4 separate regions of the Mus musculus genome follow, and regions 2, 3 and 4 are each linked to region 1. A link is a contact called in ENCODE POLR2A ChIA-PET data. All regions are on one chromosome and are shown on one strand. The core of a region is the stretch at or near the end of the contact, and the rest is flanking DNA. Distances in the headings are between cores, read along the strand shown.

The links. ChIA-PET counts read pairs that join two places held with the same protein, here RNA polymerase II (POLR2A).
Region 2: POLR2A ChIA-PET joins it to region 1 with 18 read pairs in embryonic stem cell. The contact joins the promoter of Vmac here to the enhancer-like site in region 1. POLR2A ChIA-PET finds 5 or more read pairs at or near these places in 3 of 5 experiments (Patski and embryonic stem cell).
Region 3: POLR2A ChIA-PET joins it to region 1 with 22 read pairs in embryonic stem cell. The contact joins the promoter of Uhrf1 here to the enhancer-like site in region 1. POLR2A ChIA-PET finds 5 or more read pairs at or near these places in 4 of 5 experiments (Patski and embryonic stem cell).
Region 4: POLR2A ChIA-PET joins it to region 1 with 28 read pairs in embryonic stem cell. The contact joins the promoter of Kdm4b here to the enhancer-like site in region 1. POLR2A ChIA-PET finds 5 or more read pairs at or near these places in 4 of 5 experiments (Patski and embryonic stem cell).

What each region holds. Positions count from the first base shown.
Region 1 is chr17:56,470,521-56,474,240 of GRCm38, forward strand. All of the region lies in intron 1 of Ptprs (protein tyrosine phosphatase, receptor type, S), which reads right to left. It overlaps Gm32822 (a long non-coding RNA gene), which reads left to right. Exons shown (of 4, transcript XR_385656.4): 1 at 1-3,720. Among named protein-coding and RNA genes, the nearest start is that of Gm32822, 2.9 kb to the left of the region's middle. Within about 2 kb of position 1,696, at least 1 of the 3 ENCODE cell types and tissues checked has a DNase peak (open chromatin) inside an H3K27ac peak, as active enhancers do.
Region 2 is chr17:56,715,235-56,718,954 of GRCm38, forward strand. Vmac (vimentin-type intermediate filament associated coiled-coil protein) reads right to left here and starts at 1,687. Exons shown (of 2, transcript NM_178926.3): 1 at 1,400-1,687; 2 at 1-583. The coding sequence starts at 1,590. The coding sequence ends at 250. Ndufa11 (NADH:ubiquinone oxidoreductase subunit A11) reads left to right here and starts at 2,528. Exons shown (of 4, transcript NM_027244.1): 1 at 2,528-2,708. The coding sequence starts at 2,606.
Region 3 is chr17:56,301,324-56,305,043 of GRCm38, forward strand. Uhrf1 (ubiquitin-like, containing PHD and RING finger domains, 1) reads left to right here and starts at 2,014. Exons shown (of 17, transcript NM_010931.3): 1 at 2,014-2,238.
Region 4 is chr17:56,324,227-56,327,946 of GRCm38, forward strand. Kdm4b (lysine (K)-specific demethylase 4B) reads left to right here and starts at 1,824. Exons shown (of 23, transcript NM_172132.3): 1 at 1,824-2,003.

The DNA.
Region 1 (3,720 bases), core at 446-2,945:
AGGCTGCAGTCCATAAAACATTCCAGGGCCTTGAATCTGGAGCCTTGTTCATGTGACTCCCAGAGCCCCACCTGAACCTGGAGCTCGTAGATTGGGTGCGCTATGGCCCCTCCCCCATTCCCAGCGCTCTGGTCATAGGGTCACGAGGTCACCAGGTCACAGGGCAGCACCTCAATGTTGACCCCTCAGGCACTGGATAGCTCCACTCTGGGCCAGATGCCACCGAGTGCAGCTGAGAGAAGTCACATGAGCACCTAAGGCCGCACAGCAATACCCCTGCACCTGCTTTCATGGCCCTTGGCCAAGGCCAGAAGGGCACCAGGACGATGACAGCCCAGACTTACACCCCTCGCTCGGAAAAGGTCATGAGGCCGCATGGCCAGGGAGATGTGGAAGATGCCCTGGGAATCCCAGCTGCTGGAAAAGCATACTGACCAGAGACACTTAGCAACTGTCCCAAGATCACACAGCTAGAGGGAACAAAATCCAACTACTGGGCTCTTGTCCAAAGAGGAAAGAGGACTCTGCGGGCTGCATGGAATCGCCGAAAACCACTTTGTGCAGGACTCAAAGGCCCCAGCCTTCCAATACTCTCCCCTTCCTTGTGCATCAGTTTCTCCACCTGCAAGACACAGGCTCCACTCAAGGGGCTCTGGAACCCTGGTGCCCATGGCTCCCTGAGAGCTGATCCTCGGACACAGGGTTGATGGTTTTGCCATCTGTGTGTCCATGGAAAAGTCGCTAACCTTCTCTGTGCAGGGCCTTATCTCTCTGTGGCCTTGGTGCCTGTACCAGGGCTCACCGGAATGTGAAGGACACGGTAGCCCAGGCTCCTGGCACCCCCAACCACTTGTCACCAGCTGTCCCCCAGTCATTGAAGGATCCCTGGGATAATGTAGACACAACACACTGACAGCTGGGGAAACTTGGGGACAGGCATGACTCCTGTGTAGATGTGTCCTGGCTTGTGGAGGGCCGTGCTGAGGAGGGGGGCCACCTCCAGACTTCAGAGTTTTTGTTCGCTCCATTAGGTCCTCTGGAAGCTAGAGACCAGGGGACTGGAGTAAAATGCCCAATTTCATGCCAATGGGGGGGGGGGTGACATGTGACACAAATTGAGTACTGGTGACATAGATGACATGTAGCTCAGGCTAGCCTCAACTGCAGCCCCCCCCCCCCCATGTAGCCCAGGATGACCTTGAACTCCTGATCCTCCTGCCTCAACCTCCTGGGTACTGGAATGACATCGACCACTGAGAAGCTGCTCTTTCTGTGGCTTCCTGACTCAGTTTCCCCCTTTTAACTACTGGTAGGTTCCAAGCCTCCTCTACTGCACTGGGCCAGCTGACTCCACACTGCTTGGTGTAGCCTCAGGGACATCCTCTCCCTCTCTGGGCCATCCCTCCCAGACCCTTTCCTCAGATCTGCTGTCCCTTCTAACACTGGAGAATTCTGGGAAAATGGCTGAGTGTTTCCTCTTTGAACTTTTTAAAATCAACTTTTTATTTTATCCATTTTAGCGACTGTGGCTTCCAGCGTGTGGCCACAAGCGCTTACCCGCTGAGCCCTTTTGTTGACCCCCCTTTCTGGATGTGATAGTCCGGGCTAGCCTCACACCTCTGAGCCTCCCATCTAAGGAGCTGTAGGCAAGCCGTCCTTCCAGAACTCTGGGAATCCCAGAGCCCCGCGGAGGTCATTCCCGCCCACCTTGGGCCCCTAACCGCCCCGCAAAAGTGGGGCAGCCTGGTTAGGCAGCCAGCGGCGGGGAACGCCCCAGTTTGCAGCGCTGAGTCATCCACTGCTCTGGAGGGGCTGGAGATGAGGCTGGGGGATGCCAGACTCAACAAGAACTCTCATGCAAAACTCAGTAACAAACCTCAAGGCAGCAGGACACCCCGTGGTCCTAACCGCTGAGCGCCCAATGTATACATTCCCGATAAACCCCGGGGTGGGTACTGTCTCTTTTATTCACAGAGGTGGGGAAAACACAACAGCACAGAGAAGTCGAGCTGTCCCTAGACCACAGCCAGCAAGCCGCAGACATGGGATTTGAACCTTTGCACGGTCCCTTCTCTAATTCCCAGAGTATCACTCTCGTGCTGCGTGACGGGAACACGGGGATCCTCTCTGGGCCTCCGTCTGGTGTAAGCACGGGCCACCACACCGCACATCCTTTTATTTGCTAATCAAGGGGTTAATTATCAGCTGAATTCGATTAAACACCCACAGGCGTGGGGCGCACAGGGAAACAACCCCACGGAGGCGACATCCGATCCCGCCCGCGCGAGGTCACGGAGTGGCTTCCCCCTGGGCAGCCTGGGACAGATAAGGTGGCAGCGAGCTGAGACAGCGTAGTCTGGAAACGCAGCAGGGGTGGCACAGCAGAGCACCGGGGGAACAGTGAGGTCACCCTAAAGCAAAAGGGATCTCCCAAAAGGGGGGAGGGGCTTGAGTCAGCTCCAAGGAAGCGGGTAAAGACTGAGTGCAGGGCACGGACCATAGAAGCCCTCTCAACTACAGGTCCCACGGAGAAATGCGCCGCAGCTCCGCCAGGCGGAGTGGAGGGGGCGGGGCAGGGCAGAAGGAAGAAGAAAAGACTAAATTAAAGCGGAGTCGCCTGTCGCCTGAACGCATGGAAGATGACACGACACCTCGGGGCGTCAGAGACAAGGCGCTATTTTTTTTTTTATATGTAAGAAAAACAGGGAAGCCACACATGGCCCCGGAGATCAAGATGGGGCGACCCTGACATCACTGTCGTGCTGTGCGACCTCAGACAAAATTGCCCTCTCTGGTCACTCTTCGCAAACCCCAGCTCCTAATCCCAAAGGTCAAAGAGCCCCCTGCGCCTCACACGCAGGTCCCCCAATTCGTGGTCCTCGCTCCCCGGCTGCTCTATTCTCCCCCCAGCAGCCCCTTCTTCCCCGCCCCGCAGCCCTGGCTCCCCCAGTAGTCCTGCCCCTCCCCCCAGCCCCGCTGTCCCGATTTCAGGGGAGACTCTGCCCCTGTTGGTGCGTCCGGGGTCTTCGTTGAGGACCCTCCGGTGGATCTTGATCGTAGTGTGGCTGTCCACCAAGTGCAGCCTCCCCCACGACCCCCAGCACCGGCCACAGAGGACAGAGGAAGGGCGGCCTCCTCCTCACGAGGCTTCTAGTTTCTGGGACGTCAGGTGCAAGGGAGAGGAAGTGGCGGGGACCTTTCCTCATCCAAACGCTGGACCAGAGAGGACTAGAGATGAGCTCTGGGATGCACAGCAGACGGAGAACAGTCCTATCTTAGGCACATATCTCTCCCTCACGAGGGTCCTCGGTTGAGGGACACCCCAAAAAGGAAACCACAACCACGCAACATTCTACTATCCCAACCAGATTCCAAGACTCTCCCCTCCGGCTAAGTCACAAGCAGACGAGTGGGGCTCAGGACGACAGACAGGGCTCAGCGCTGCTAGGTGTCCCCCGACCCGGCGGGTTTATAAATATCTATCTTTATTTTTAGGCTTTTCCTCTGGCTCGCCCCCACCCCGAACTTTCTCGATGCTCCCTCCTTTCCCCCACGCGGCGGCTGAGACACAGGGAACAGGTGAGCGCGGGGCCAGCGCGACAGGGCCACGCGGCAGGTGGGGACATCAGCGAAGCCACAGGTCCGCGGACACCGAGAGACACACAGAGTCAACGCAGCAGGGGAAACTGAGTCACCAAGAGGCACTTGGCCGCCTTTGAG
Region 2 (3,720 bases), core at 437-2,936, 240 kb after region 1:
TGCTCCTCCCAGAGTTACCACCCTTACCTTCATTTGTTTTTGAAACTATTTAAAACCAGTGGAATGTAGCAGATACTCCAGCACTGGGGGGGGGGGGGGGGTTTAAATGAGATCTTGAGTTTTCACTTGTTGTGATGTTTAGATGGGATCCGGGTAATGTCTCAAGACCCCTCTAGGTGATGTCCAGGACTCTAAGAGTGGAATCCCCATGGGGCCGTGACCACAGATTCTGAGATCTGTCAGGACAGCTCACACCGTGGTCCCAAACACAGCAGGCTGCTGGTCGTCCTGGTCGTCCTGGCCCTCCTCCTTTCCCATGTTGTTGCCCAGGGGTGGGCCAGGCCCATCAGGAAGTAGCTGGGCCCTATGGCTGTGGCTGGCCGGCAAGGGGCCCAGTTCCTCTGCCTCCTCCAGGGTGGCCAACAGTGCGGCCAGGGGTGGTCGGTGGCGAGTGATGTCCTGCAGCAGGTCAGCCCGAGGCTGTAGCTGCTGGATCATCTGGTCCCTCTGGTCCACTGCGGCCTGCAGGCTGCGAACTGTGGCCTCAGAGCTCAGCAGCTGCTCTTGGAGGGCAGATATCTCCCTGGTAAGAGGACCAAATAAGGTAGTTACCTACAGGGGGTGGGGGTGGGGGCATCTACCTGCTCCAGAATCCTCTGAGACTCCCTATGTCTCCTCCTGCACTACTTCTTTGTGTGCTTGTTTATGTGCATAGGCGCACACATGTGACAGCAAACATGTGGAAGTCAAGGTACAATTTTCAAGAGTTGGTTCGCTCCTCCTGCCCCATGGGATCAAATTCTTTGTCATTCTTAGTGGCGAGTGTCTTTATACACAGAGCCATTGATGTCATTGGTAAAGCACCCTCAGCCCCACAGCAGGCCTGGCGCTCTGTCATCCCAGCACTCGAGAGATGGAGGCAGAAGGATCAGGGGTTGAAAGCTACATAGTGCCTTTAAGGCCAGCCTTCTCTCAAAAAACAAAACAGTGCCAGTTTTGTGTGTCCTTCGGTAGGACTTCCGCATGGTCACAAATGGTTGTCACAGATCTGACTATTCTATATAGGGGTGTTCTGTGCCTTTGTCTACCGATGTGGGCCCCTACCCAGCAGCTTCCTTCGATCATCAGACACAATACTCTTGCACCTACCGGCAGACTCGGCCTTGTGGGTGGGACAGCTGGCTTCATTTTAACAGTTTGAAATGCTCTCAAGTAACCCAGGCTATACTCTAAAGTCCCCATGTAGTCGAGGATGGCCCGAACTCCTGATCCTCCAGTCTCAGCCCTCCTAGTGCTGTGATGCCGGGCATTTAGTGCTCCGGAAATTTTTGCTCTCGGTTCCCAGCCCTTTCCACCCGCCTCCTTTGGGATGTCCGCCGGGCCTCCTCCAGGGCCTCACCGGTCCTTGGCGCGACCCAGCTCATCCAGGGCGGCGCGCAGGTGCTGGTCGTGGCAGGCCAGGCGCTCGGCCTGCGCACCAATCGTGCGCTCAGCCGCCAGCAGCCGCCTCTCCAGCTCCGCTGCGCGTCGGTGCACGGCGGCCAGGTGCGCGTTCGCCTCCCGGATCTGCAGAGGTGGCGGCGCAGACATGGCCCCCGGCTGCCGTGCAGGCCCCACCCCGCCCTGTCGGGTCACGCCCACAACGCAAGAAGCCCCGCCCCTGAGCCCGACCCCCACCCCCCACCCCCTCCCTCACATGCAGCTGCCAGGCTGCCGCTGCATTAATTTAAACCTTCTCAAGAGGCCCCGCCCAACTTCGAAGTGACGTCAAGAAAGACACGCCCCCCGGAGGAAGGCGTGTGCTTCCTCTTGGGCTCTCACTATTGGCCACGTTTCTACCAGGGGCAGGACTAAGTGCGGCCACGCCCCGTAGCCAATGTTCACGTCCCTTTCAGGACCAGCTCCTGAGTGTGGCTGTGCCTGCGAGTGCAGCGAGGACTTAAAACCAAAGCAGAGTGGGCCTGGTCTCCGTCAATTATAATCCTCACGCTAAATCCTCACGATTGGTCCCCTTGCCCCCAGCCTGGCCACGCCCCCAAATAGTTACACGCGGTCCTGATTGAGATGGGCATGAAACCACACCCCTACACAGTCCGGATCCCTGACGAGCCAACCGCTTTTGCGCTGTGTCCCGCCGCGTCCGTGCAGCTCCGGCTAACTAGGGTATCACTAGCCTCGCGCTGTAATATCTGCCCTGCGATTGTCCTACCTTCTGTTAGTTTCGATCGCTGACCTGCCTGACAGTGTAATGGCTGTCCTGCGACCTGTCAATCCCATCCTTGGATGCACTATCAACATTCTCCGTACTAGAAACCTCGTCTTCGCTAGGGCTGGAGGCGTTTTTCTTCATGGCCTCAGTTTACCTTTCCTGACGTCACGGGCGTCTCTGTCCAGATTCACTTGTGGACCGAGCACGACACAGATCTTGCTACGGGATTAATAAGACCTCGGTACAAACCTGCACTGCGCGCATGCGCGCACGCCTTGTCTGCGTCCAAGGCGTTCAATAAAGTTGCGCGCTGGAAACCTCGCGAGAGTTGACCTAGCCGGCTACCCTTGAGTTCGCCCAGACGCTTTAGGGTCGGCCGAGCAAGCCCAGCTAGGTATGGCGATGGTGAAGCGGTTCTTTGAATCTTACCATGAGGTCCCCGACGGCACCCAGTGTCATCGCAAGACCTACATCACCACGGCCTTAGGCGGCATTTGCGGTGAGCGCGGGCCGGTGGGCGGGCGGAGGGCGGAGGTCTGGAAGCAAAGGTCAGAGGGCGCGCGGAGGTCCCTGGGGCGCCGGGGCGCAATGGCTGTAAAGGCGGAAGAGGTTGAGACTTTTGAGGGGCGTAGACTCGTCAGTGCCTAGGGGCTTCAGAGGTCGTAGGTCAATATCAGGGAGCAAAAGCTGGAGAAAATGTGAAGGTCATTTCAGCGTCGTCAGGAGTTTTTAGGGTTAAGGGGTGATCGGGTCATCGGAGTTTTTGAAGACAAGTTCTAGGGTTGCCTTGGCAAGACTGCAAACCCTCTGTGTAGCGGAGGATGGCCTTGAGGTCTTGATTCTCCTGTCTCCAGTCTGGCCTGCATGATCCTCCTGCCTCAGCTGCCCGAGTGCTGGGATGACAGGGCTACACCCCAATCTAGCCTCTGGAAGATGTTTTTGTTATTTTTGTTTTGTTTTGTTTTGTTTCTATTTTCCGCCACCACGGAACCTATTAATTTGCTCTTATTTTTAAATGATTTAAAGTGATTTAGTTTTGTCTTACGCTCATTGGTGTGTTACCTGTATGTCTTGTGTGTCCGATTCTCTGGAATTGGAGCTGCAGACAGTTGTGAGGTGCCCGTGTGGGGCCTGAGAGTTGAACCCAGGTAATGTGGAAGGGCTGTTCTATTTCTCCAGGACTGAGAGAGAGCCATCTCTCCAGCATGATTTACTATTATTTTGGACATGATCTCCCTATGTAACCCAGGCTGGCTTGGGATTCAAAGAAAGTGTCCCGCCTCTGCCTCCTGAATTCCCAGATTAAAAGTATGCATCATCATGAGGACCTGATTCTGGAAGATTCCAAATAGGGCACACTTGTTTGGAAGGTCAGATGTCCTTTTAAGGCTGTCATGGGGTTACCTTTGGCATTTGAGACTCTTAAGGTGCCCCCTCATGCCTAGTTCATTCACTCACTTATGCTATCCCTCAAGGCCTCATTCAGTCATATATTTCTGGTGTGTCCACAG
Region 3 (3,720 bases), core at 764-3,263, 170 kb before region 1:
TTGAGCCAGGTTTTCAGTCTTGGTTGCAAGCACCTTTACCAGTGAAGCTTTTTTTTTTTTTTTTTTTTTTTTTTTCTTTTTTGAGACAGGGTTTCTCTGTGTAGTCCTGACTGTCCTGGAACTCATTCTGTAGACCAGGCTGGCCTCAAACTCAGAAATCTGCCTGCCTCTGCCTCCCAAGTGCTGGGATTAAAGGTGTGCGCCACCAATGCCAGGCTCACCCTGACTTTTTTTTTTTTTTTTTTTTTAAGATTTATTTATTTATTATATGTAAGTACACTATGTAGTTGTCTTCAGACACTCCAGAAGAGGGAGTCAGATCTCGTGATCGGATGGTTGTGAGCCACCATGTGGTTGCTGGGATTTGAACTCCTGACCTTCGGAAGAGCAGTCGGGTGCTCTTACCCACTGAGCCATCTCACCAGCCCCACTGACTTTTTTTTTTAATATTTATTTTATGTTTATATGAGTATACTGTTGCTGTCTTCAGATACACCAGAAGAGGGCATTAGACCCAATTACAGATGGTTGTGAGCCACCATGTGGTTGCTGGGAATTGAACTCATGACCTTTGGAAGAGGAGCCAGTGCTCTTAACTGCTGAGCCATCTCTCCAGCCCCTCGCCTTGACCTTTAATGTTAATTATCTTTGTTACATGCATTTTTTTGAGATGGTCTTTGTAGCCCATGCTAGGGATGGATTTCGACCCCTGATCCTCCTGGCTTTACTTTCCAAGTGCCTGAGTGCCAGGAGGGTGTCAGGAGGCTAATGACCATCTGGGAAATCTTTCCTTACCATTAGAAATCCCTGTTTTCCCAGCTCTTGGAGGTGAGAGGTGAGGGCCTGGAGACCTTTGGGGCTCACGGAAAGATACTTGAAACATCTTTGGAGGGACAACTTCTACCGAGCCCCACAAATGGTCTGGGGTTAGTGCAATACCTGTTAGCCCAGAACTAGCAAGATGGAGGCAAGAGGCTCTGGAGTTCTAAGTCATCTTCAGCTACAGAGCAAGTTGAAGGCTAGCCTGGGCTATGTGAGACTCTTTTAAAAAACAAACACAGTTAAACAAAAATTGGAAGTCTTTCTGCTAAGGACCTTTAAAACCAACGTCCTTCACTCGGCCTCTGATGCCTTACTTGTTCCAGTCCAGGTGCCTCCTCCTGCCTTCCCCTCTAAGCCTTCTTTATACCTCATGTGTCCTTGGCTTCCTCAGCCGGAAGTGCCTCTGTCCCAGCCCCCACGTGGCCACTGGTCACTTCTGACCTCATGACTTGTGGATGTACCTGGAATTGTCCTCTATGTTCATTATTTTCTTCTCCACTGTTTTCTAGGTCAGGATTTGCTTTCCCAGAGATGGCAAATGCTGGAGGGGAGGGTGTGCCTCACAAGCAGTTGGGCCCCCTAACTCTGGTTTCTCTATCCACTAGTTATTGCACAGATGCCCAGCGCGCGCCAAGTGTCCGCCAAGAATGGTTAGAACAGAGCAGGCCGCCGGGGTGGAGGGGGCAGGGAGGCCCTGCACGCCTGGACAGCTTGCTGACCGGCAGGGTGGGGGTGGGGAAACCAGGCAGGAAAAGAAGCCCTGCGGATGGGTAGCATGAGAGACCATCTGTAGTGTTCTGTTACTCAATGAGCTCAGACCTGACATGGGGTGCAGGGTATCTGGTGGGGAGGCACCCCTCAAGTTCCCCTAGGGGATATGAATATAGATTCAGGGTTGCTTAGATTAAGAGGTCAAAGTTTGTCCAGCTCAGAAGGAATAGACATGTAGTGTGGTCAGAAGTCTCGGGGTGGTGGTGGTGTCCCTTTCTCCTCTCCCAGGAATGCTATGAGGTTTACATGGTGGGGGAACTGGGCCTTCTTGGTAAAGTGAGCATAGCCGGCAGGGAAAGTCCATGGCCCGTTGGGCGGAGCCGGGGGTGGGGTAGATCCTTAGTCATGCGGACGCCCCACTTGCTTTCTCGCTTCCCGCCACAGCGCCAGCCAATCAGGAATCAAGAGCCCTCCCCACCCAATTGGGGTGGAAGTCTCCCGCAGCAGCCTGTGCACACTAATAAAAACGCCCTGAGTTTTCGCGGGAAAAAAAGTCCTAGCAGCTGGAAGGAACCCGCGCTCTAGTGCTCACTTGGGTCTTCAGCCACTCACGCGGCTCCCTTCTGGGTCACCCAGCCGCAGAGCCCTAGCCTAGAACCAGGCGTTCCAAGGGAGAGGAGAGTGCGGATCGCCGCCGTGAGAGAGGTGAGTGGAAGAGCGCGTTCTATGCACACAGTGGCACGCGGGGCACCACGCAAAACTGAAAGGAACCCTTCTCACACAAGGCTGCGGGGGCTTGCTTCAGGGGATCCGATGGGTGTCTTCTACGCTTAGCCCTCTTACTGGTCAGGCGCACTACGTTGACGGCCCGGGTCGTGGGGGGGAGCTTTGCAAAACTTTCCCGCGCGTGGGGTGAGATCTGCAGAGGGCCATTGCCCACGCGTGGGTTCCACACCTCTTGTAAGAGGAATCCGAGTTGTGTCCTCCACGCTGAGCCTCCCTCTCCGGCCCTGTGCACACGGTTAGACCCGAAAACTTGGCATAAGTTTCCCGCGCGTGGCTCGGGGCATTGCACAGCCACTGCGCATGCGTGCTTCTGCATCCGTTGAGGGGCAACTTGAGAGGAATCCTCCACGCTGCACCTGGTTTTTCACTCTCCTGGGTGCCGCTAAAGTTCGCGGGAAACGCGTGGGGTCCGGCGGGGAAGTGCACGCGGCTCCACGCCTAAGAGCGGACACTCCCCGAGATTCAATTGTCGCGCCCGAGTCGGGTTTCGCGCGCCCAGGCGTCTCCGAGGTCATCTAGGCCAATCGCATGCGAGGAGGGCGGGGCACGTAGCCCGGGAGGAGCCAATCAGCAGCGAGCTCTCCGGGAAGGGCGGAACTTAAACGGCGGGGCTCCAGGGGTCTGGCCTGGGCGGCGGCGGCGGATGTGGGCGTGGGCTCTGTGCCTCCCGGGTCTTTAAAGCGCCTTTCCGGGAGGCCAGGGTCTGTGTCCCGAGGGGAAGTTAGGGCAGCCAGCTGTGGGTGGGGTTCAGGTGAGTTTGTGGCCACAAGCGCGCGCTAACGGGTGGCCCGGCCCGGACTGCCGGTTGCCATGGCCACGGCGGGGGGGTGTCTTGCTCTAAGTACGCGCGCGGGAGGCACGGGTCTGGAACTTTGGGGGAGTCCTGAGTGGTGTGTGTGTGTGTGTGTGTGTGTGTGCGTGCGCGGGGGCCCCTGCCTTCTGTGACCGAGTTCTCCCTCCTGGGACTTGAGAGGTTCCAGTCCGCTTCGGAGTTGGCGAGTTCCAGTTACTGGGACTTAAGACTACGTGGAATGAATGAATGAATGAATGAATGAATGAATGAATGAGTAGCTGCTGGCACTTTTCAGCCCGACCAGGGTCTTTATCCCGCCATGGACATTTTTTCCCTCTTCCCTCATTGGAAGCGTGGTGGATGGATGTTCTTGGATCACCCAGAGTGTTTTGGCAATTCACATTCAAGTGTCCCCACTCGCCGGTTATTAAAACTTTTAAGTGCCTAATTTATGCCACCTGGTCCTCCCAGGGTGGGGTCTTGCCCTATGTAGGAGGCCAGGACTACAGGAGATTGATCGTGGGAGTTGCTTCCTTTGCTCAATCCGATGTAACGGGGCGAGGGTACTCTACTTCCCCTCCTCCTTCCTGGCAGGCCCCACTGACTGG
Region 4 (3,720 bases), core at 574-3,073, 150 kb before region 1:
AAAAAAAAAAAAAAAAAAAAAAAAATCCACTCCTAAATTTAAAAATCTACCTGTCCTTCACACAGGTCACCTGCTCTGGAAAATGTGGTGGCAATGACCACATGGGATTCTGTTTCTGAGCACAGAATAGTACAGACATCCTGAAGGATAGAAAACAATTGCTTCCAGGCACTGAGTGCTAACAGGACTGATAGACATTGGAGTGTGTTTGTGTGTGTGTACTTGTATGTGTGCACTTGCACAGGTAGACATGTGCCACCTGTGGAGGTCCGAAGGACAAAGGACTCTTCCTCCACCCTGTGGGTCACACAAGTCATCTGGCTAGAAGGCAAGTTTACTGAGCTGTTTCACCTGAGACAGGGTCTTATGTAGTTGCCCTGGCTGGCCTCCAGCTCAATGTAACTAAAGATGATGGTGTAGTCCAAATTCTGAGTACATGGTGACTGGCGTGGGTGATGGCTGTTCTCTTTACATTGCACAATGAAGAGCAATGGAAACAATTCAAGACTCGTCTAGCTTGGAATAATTTATGTGTAACCTTGAGAGTTAGTGAATTAGCAACAGACTAGGGGGGTAGAACAAATATCTTGGGTGCACAAAGAACCTGCTCTAAGGAGGGTACTTTCCAGATGTTAGATATTAAAGTAGAAGGATTTCTAGTCTACCCCATAAAACAGGAATGTTGTCACCTCTGCTTGCTCAAGTATAGAAGCCGTAATGGTAGTTTGCAAAGCAGGCTCTGGATAAAAGAGCTTGCAGTGAAGCCTAACAACCCAGATGACAAACTCCAGAGTTGCCCTCTGACCTGTAGAGGTATATACCACACATATATACAAAATAATAAAAATTTAAAATTATAAATGCATATTGATGGGGATGATATCAGACCTTAACTAAATGCTCTTGAGTGCAGGGTGACTGGTGTGGTGATGCTGTTCCCTTCACATCGCACAATGAAGAGATGGAAACAATTGTGTGGAGCAGGGGCTTGGACACCTGTAGCTGGAATTTGGGTGCCCAGGCCTCCAATTTGCAATACGCTGAGCTAGAGAGTAGGACCTAGGACATTTTGAGAAGTAGATAATTGAATCCTCTTCCACTGAGTTATTGCAACGCTTTCCATGGGTACAGCTATCAGTTCAAGGTGGGGGGTGGGGTGGACCAAGTCGCGCACGTTTTAGGGAACTCATGAACGTTTGGGGAGGGCAATATGGAACGCTTTTGAGATCCTCTTACCCTAGTTCGGCCTTTTGCAAAGCTGGGCTCAAATTCTGACTCTAGATCTAGAACTACTGGGTTTCGAACCACTGTCTCCGGACCCAGAGCTGATGTTGTGCAGGAAATCACGTACTCAGCAGCCGCCCGATCACAGGGTGGAGTCTGGAGCAGCAAGACAGCGATTGACATTCAGTCGCAACCATTCGGCACCCAGAGACCGGTACCAAACACCAATCCGCGTTTGTCTCAGTAAAGTCTGAGAACGCGCTTGTCAATCTGCGTGAGCTCGGGGCTATCCTACACCCGACCGCAGCCGGATTGGCTGTGTGCATCTTGACGGGCATGCTTCGTACCCACTGAAAGCTGAGCCGGTCACTAGGCACGTGAGTGGGTGCCGGCACGTCCTCGGGGTTGGACCAATGAAGGGAAGAAATCGAGTGCCTGCTCCCGCCCCAGGTCGCGGAGGGCGGGGCCGCTCGGTGTTGATGAGGGGAGGGGTGGAGCTGTCAGCCGCCACCAATCAGCGTGCGGGCGTGGGCTGAATGCCCAATGGCGGCCGAGTAGGAGCCGTCGCCCCGCCCCTCTGAAGCTTCGCCTCCCCGCCCCGGGCTCTTGCTGAGGGCTCGGCCGCGAGCGAGCGAACCATCGAAGGAGCAAAGAGACCGGGCGAAGCTCGGAGCCCAGTGGCCGGGGCGAGCGAGTGAGGGCCGGCGGGGGCGACGCGAGACGGCCGGGCACGCGCCGCTCAGCCTGCTGTCTGCGGCCCGGGCCGCGCGTTGCGCCAGGTGAGTGAGTGTGCGATCCGTGGCGGCGCTCAGCAGCTTCCAGGCCCCTTTGGGGGGCCGCGCGGCCGCCATGCCTGCCCCCACGCCGCACCTTGGGCCGCCGCGCGCACTCCAGGCCGAGGCTTTGGCTGCGGCCTACTCGGCTCCTCAGGGCGGCGGAGTACGCCGCGCTTTTGTCCGTTCGGGCGAAGCTGCTGTTTGTTGATCGACAAAACGATTGTGTGCCTGGGAAAGGAGGGTGTGTTTTTTTGGGGGTGGGTGGGGGGGGTTGACGATGGGGCCGGACAAAGGCGGGGCGGGGGCGGGGCGCCGCGTCCCCTTTCCAGGGCACAAAAGATGACAGCGTGGGTGGCCCGGTCCAGCCATCCCTTCAACAACCCCAAATCCTTAAAAATAAAAAACCCACTCCAAGTCCCTGCTCCCCGCCGCTTGCATTTTGGTTCCCTTTGGTTTGGAGCTGTCCCCTCCAAACACTCACCCATCATGGCCTTGCAAACTTGACCCCCGCATGTCCAGAATCTGTAAATCACCATATAATCTGCATTTTAAAAATGAAAATAAATAGTACACGTATCTGCTATTGCAATGGCAGCCTTTCCACCTCGCTTCTGTACCCTGGTCTCTTTGCTTTCCAGCTCCCTTCTTTCTGTAAGCCATGAAATGTGCAGTTTTCCGCGTGCACACTAGTCCAGGGCATCCCGGCAGACAGGGAAGCTTGGCAAAGCTGGGGACAGCTGGGGGTGGCTTTCCTACTGCCATATCCTGGGGGGTTTTGGGGGTTCTGTTAGGGGTTTCGGTCAGCCAGCTGAGAGTATAAGGGATTCCAGGTTTGCAGATTTGATGCTGTAACTGGTGCGGTTTGGCCATTACGGTTCGGGCATCGCGGTTCCTTGTCCCATCTGTCTGAAAGGGGGGGGGGCGGGGCGGAGGATGGCATCGCTTTAATAATTAACACCTGGGGAAGTGTCTTGCCGGAGTAGTTGCTAGTTTTTTTCAACTATGGAGAGGATGGATCCGGTATGTTTCAAAAAGCAAAAAGAAAGAGTGTATCTTTCCCTGTAACCAAGTGGGATTTGCTCAGCCTGCAGCCTGGTGCCAGCACCTTCATAGGCGCTGAGGATCTTGGTTGCAGAAGGTTGGGGGGTCCGGGATGTCTCTGTGTCCCATTAGTTGTGTATCTGACAGTCCCCAGGCTGGAGACTGCACTGTTCCCCAAACAGCTCCTGCCTCAAAATGGGTTCATTACGTGGGTCTTCAGGGGCTCCTACCACTACCAGGAAAGGGCTAATCACTCTCTTTAATTCTCCAGTAATTGCTGCCTTCAGAGTCACCAAAAGGGCGTGTCTCCAGACTGGGCCAACCTTTTCTTCCCACCCTGCTCTAGCTGTAGTCAGCTTTCTTCTTCCCTTCCTTTTTTCCCCAAGCCTTGTGGGTGTTCTGTATCTAAACTTGTAGGGTCCCTATGCAAGACTCCAGTCAAACTTTTCATCCTCTCCCTAGGAGGGCAGGAAGCCTGACTGTCATGGGGTGTTTTGATGTTTGGGGTGGAAATGTCCTTGTGCCAGGTGCTCCATGTACCTGTGCATATCCAGGCGCACCTGTGAATGTGTGTGTTCTAAGCTGGGATTGTATAGGTCTGATTGACAAATGATTTTCTAATCCTTTCCTCCCGGGGAGAGGGCTGCTGAGGAGATATCATAGTACACTTTGTATCTGG